Regions from separate parts of the Homo sapiens genome. Here region 2 is linked to region 1. A link is an interaction called in ENCODE POLR2A ChIA-PET data of the cell type or tissue named here. Cell type or tissue: MCF 10A. All regions are shown on one strand.

Evidence for each region. Peaks named below come from ENCODE experiments on the same cell type or tissue, not always from the same donor. Only the 100,000 strongest peaks of a DNase experiment are listed, where the experiment ranks them.
Region 2: POLR2A ChIA-PET joins it to region 1 with 10 read pairs; 3 of 35 experiments call an interaction of 5 or more read pairs at or near these places.

What each region holds. Positions count from the first base shown.
Region 1 is chr17:2,483,947-2,486,446 of GRCh38, reverse strand. The region is part of intron 2 of METTL16 (methyltransferase 16, RNA N6-adenosine); the gene reads left to right. Among named protein-coding and RNA genes, the nearest start is that of METTL16, 27 kb to the left of the region's middle. In MCF 10A, no CTCF peak of the experiment used is centred here; DNase peaks (open chromatin) are centred at 706 and 1,386.
Region 2 is chr17:2,561,775-2,564,274 of GRCh38, reverse strand. No RefSeq gene overlaps it. Among named protein-coding and RNA genes, the nearest start is that of PAFAH1B1, 31 kb to the left of the region's middle. In MCF 10A, no CTCF peak of the experiment used is centred here; a DNase peak (open chromatin) is centred at 1,034.

The DNA.
Region 1 (2,500 bases):
ACAAAAAATTAGCTGGGCATGGTGGTACATGCCTGTAGTCCCAGCTACTCGGGAGGCTGAGGCAGGAGAATTGCTTGAACCCGGGAGGCGTAAGTTGCAATGAGCCGAGATCTCGCCATTGCACTCCAGCCTGGGTGACAGAGCGAGACTCTGTCTCAAAAAAAAAAAAAGAGTAGTATCCTGGTGTGATTATTAATAGTTTTTCTTTCACTTTCAGAAAGTTTCAGACTGGACATGATAAAATTATATGGTCACTCTAATTATAATGCCCTACGTAATCTGGAACCTGCCTTCCTCCCCAGCTTCACCTTGAACTATATACGCTTACTTTGCTCTCTGCATTTGAGGCACAGTGACTGTCTCTTAGTACCTGGAATGCTCCAGAAGTTCTGCCTTAGGGTCTTTGTACTTGCGGTTTGCTTTACCTAGGACCCTAGAATGCCACGTTCCCTTCCCTTCGTTCCTTCCTTTGTGAATTTTTCTTCCATTGTCAGTTCTTAGCTTAGTTGTCTGTGCAGGGAAGCCTCCTCTGACCTTCCTAAGGCAGATCCACTAATTAGGGGGGGTCAGTAGTATCTTTTACCTGTCTTTTATAGCATCTGTCGCAGTTATAGTTTTACAGGTATTTAAGTGATTTCTGGATAATACCTATCCTCCGCCAGACCGTCCGCTTCAGAAAGGGAGGGATTGTCTGTGTTTGCTTACTGCAATATCCCTAGCATTTTGCGTAATACCTGGCACATAGTTGACACTTAATAACTATTTGTTGAATGAATAAAGGAATGCATGCCAGCTGTCACAGTTTCTTAAAAATTCTGACCTATTCTGTATACCTCAGTTGAACAAAGTAGTGCTCAAAATAAACATTTTTATATTTCACTTTTAAAAGTAGAGTAGCCAAGTACCCCAACTTTCTTTACAATTCTACTGTTTACAATTGAGTAGAGCAGTGGTCTCCAACCTTTTTGGCACCAGGGACCAGTTTCACGGATGACAATTTTTTCATGGACCTGTGGTGGGGGAGGGGTGATTTCGGGATGATTCAAGCGCATTACATTTATTGTACATTTATTACGTTGTATTATTTCATGTAATGAAATAATTATACAACTCACCATAGTGTAGAATCAGCTTGTTTTCCCGCAGCTTGTTTCCCCTCAGCTAGACGGTCCCATATGGGGGTGATGGGAGACAGTGACAGATCATCAGGCTTTAGATCCTCAAGGAGTGCTCAACCTAGATCCCTCGCATGCGGCGTTCCCAGGAGGGTTCACGCTCCTGTGAGAATCTAATGCTGCGCTGATCTGACAGGAGGCGGAGCTGAGGCAGTAATGTGAGCAATGGAAAGTGGCTGTAAATTCAGATGAAGCTTTGCTTGCCTCTCACCTCCTGCTGTGCGGCACAAGTCCTAACAGGCCAGGGACCAATATCAGTCCATGGCCCAGGGGTTGGGGACTCCTGTAATAGAGGGTGCGGCCCATTAGCCTGTGAATTGTATAAGGCTTGCAGTTATTATTTATTGCCCATATTAATCTTAAGAATCAGATCCATTTCATATGAAAACATGGATCACTGGTTTTGTTTGAAAGTATTAGAGAGCTGGCAAAACCGGGCTGGCAAATCCACACAACATTAACTACTTAGAGTGGTGGTCACCAGGCGCGGTGGCTCACACCTGTAATCCCAGCACTTTGGGAGGCCGAGGCAGGCAGTATGCCTGAGGTCAGGAGTTCAAGACCAGCCTGGCCAACATGGCGAAACCCCGTCTCTACTAAAAATACAAAATTAGCCGGGCATGGTGGTACATGTCTGTAGTCCTATCTACTCAGGAGGTTGAGGCAGAAGAGTCGCCTGAAGCCGGGAGGTGGAGGTTGCAGTGAGCTGATATTGCGCCATTGAACTCCAGGCTGGGCGACAAGAACGAAACTTCGTCTCAAAAAAAAAAAAAGAACAGAGTAGTGGTCATAACCTTTGAAATGGTCATTTGTGGCATCTGGCATAGTGCTACTAAAAGTGGTTATTGAACTGGCTGCTTAACCACAGACTATTTGTTACTGTCCACAGAGATAAGGACCTTGTGCCGTATGTTTAGGTTACCTCACATTTCTTTGGTTTAATTGACTTTTTAATGTGTTGTTTACATTCTGGCACAAGCTCTTTATCTTGTCAGGGACTGGCATTTTGAGTAGTACCAATAGCTATTCCTTATAAATATTTTGAAACCCCTGATTTTCACAATTACTTTGAAATGCCAGTGCAAAATAGCAATACTTTTGTTACTATTTACTGCCCTTAGATAATACTCTTTATCAAGCTTATTTTATAAGTAAGTTACTAAGTTTCTTTAATAGAGATTTTTCTGAAAACTTTTTTCTCCTCAAATTCCTTTTACCATGAAATTTTACGTTTGAGATATTAAGCCTTTGAACATAGACATGGGATATTTTTCCTTTTGTGTGTTTAGCAGTGAAATTTAGTTAATAGGTCAGGCTACCATTCT
Region 2 (2,500 bases), 78 kb before region 1:
ATAATAATAATAATAATAATAATAATAATAATAATAGGCCTGGTGTGGTGGCTCATGCCTGTAATCCCAGCACTTTGGGAGGCTGAGGTGGGAAGATCACCTGAGGTCATGAGTTTGAAACTAGCCTGACCAACATGGTGAAACCCCATCTGTAGTAAAAATACAAAAAATTTAGCTGGGCATGGAGGTGGGCGACTGTATTCCCTCCTACTCGGGAGGCTGAGGCAGGAGAATGGCGTGAACCCAGGAGGCGGAGCTTGCAGTGAGCCAAGATCGTGCCACTGCACTCCAGCCTGGGCAACAGAGTGACTCTGTCTCAAAAAAATAATAATAATAAATAATAATAGTAATAATAAATAGCAGTGAGGTCTCACTATTTTGCCCAGGCTGGTCTCAAACTCCTGGGCTCAAATAATCCTGCCTCAGCTTCCCAAAGTGCTGGGATTACAGGCGTGAGCGACCATGCCTGGCCCTACCCAAACTATATGACTAACCCCGGAGGAGGTGGAGTGGAAGCTGGAGAGATAGTCAGAATGTCAGCTACTCTTTGATTCAGCACTGTGATTTCTAAGAATTTTCCTACAGAAAGTACCTACTTGCCGCTACAGGAAGAAAGTGAAATAAAGTCTGGACAGGCAAAAACAAGAGCTAGCCACTAAAGGAAAAGTAGGAACAGACGCCAAATGAAGGAACGATCACATACAAAGTACCTTCTATATCAGTTATTGATCACTGCGTTACAAACCATGGCCAGACTTAACGGCTTGCTCATGAATCTGGATCAGCGATTTGGGCTGAGGTCACCGGAGTGGTTCTGCTGCTGGTCTTCCCTGGAGTCATTCATGTGTCTGTAGTCCTCTAGGGTCTTAAATGGGGCTGGATGGCCTAAGATGACCTCACTCACGTGTCTGGCAATTGGCTGGTTGGACATAGGCAGGCTGCTGCCTGGGCTCAGCCCTGCTGCATAAGGCCTCTCTATTAGGCCAGCCCAGGCTTGCTCACATCACCGGTCTCAGGGTTACAGCCGCTGTCAAAAAGGGGTAATTCCTTTTGTGCAAGTGCTTTTCAAGCCCCTGCTTGCATCACGTTTGCTAATGTCCCGGTGGCCAAGCCCAGATTCAAGGGGTGGAGGAATAATCCCTACCCTTTGACGCAGCATAGTCACGTTGCAAAAGGGATTTGCATAAAGGGATGGGAAAAACTATTGCAGCCAGCCGGGCGCGGTGGCGTGCACCTGTAATCTCAGTTACCCAGGAGGCTGAGGCAGGAGAATCGCTGGAACCCAGGGGGCAGAGGCTGCAGTAATCTGAGATTGTGCCACTGCACTCCAGCCTGTATGATAGAGCAAGACTTCGTCTCAAAAAAAAAAAAAAAAAAAAAGAACAACAAAAAATGATTGCAGCTACCTTTGTAAACAACTGCTTACTCCTGCCACCTACTCAATGTATGTTTTAGTTAGTAAATGTCATGTGCCATGTGCTAGACCCAAGGTTTGAAGGGAAAATTGCTTGACAGGAAATCGCTTTTCTGTCCTCAAGAATTTTTGATCTAGTGAAGAACAAAGATGACTAAATGAGAACCACAGTGCAGCTGAATTTGTACTCTGACGAAGTTTGGGGGACATTATGCGGGGAGGTAGAAGGCACGGGATTCACACTGAGTGAGGCACTGAGCAAAGTCTGCCTGGAAGAAGGGACGGCTGAGGAAGGTCCTGAGACCAAAGGCACAAAATAGCGAGGGAGGAGAAGAAGCAGGGAACACTACAAATTAGAATTAGCAGCTTCAACCAGCCTTTACCCTCCCACCATCTTCCTTCCTTCCTTTCCTTCCCTTTCTTCCTTCCTTCCTTTCCTTCCCTTCCCTTCCCTTCCTTCCTTCCTTTCCTTCCCTTCCCTTCCTTCCTTTCTCTTTCTCTTTCTTCCTCCCTTCCTTCCTTCCCTTCCTTCCCTTCCTTTCCTCCCTTCCTTCCTTTCTCCTTCCTTTCTTCCTTCTTTCCTTCCTTCTTTCTTTCTTTCTTTCTTTCTTTATTCCTTTCTTTCTTCCTTTCTTTCTTTCGACAGAGTCTCACTCTTGTTGCCCAGGCTGGAGTGCAATGGCATGATCTCGGCTGACCACAACCTCCACCTCCCGGGTTCAAGCAATTCTCCTGGCTCAGCCTCCCGAGTAGCTGGGATTACAGGTGCCTGCCACCACGCCTGGCTAAGTTTGTATCTTTAGTAGAGACGTAGTTTCTCCTTGTTAATCAGGCTGGTCTCGAACTCCCGAACTCAAGTGATCCTCCCACCTCAGCCTCCCAAAGTGCTGGGATTACAGGCGTGAGCCACTGCACCCGGCCAACCATCCTCCTTTCACAACGTAAGTACAGAATCAGGAAATCAAGGTGGAGCTCTGAAGTCAAGCAGAAGGAAGGAAATACACCAAGAGCAGTTTTCACCAAGCTCCCAGTCTCTCAAAGTCTCATTAGATTACGTTCTTCTGGCCACGTATGGTGGCTCACGCC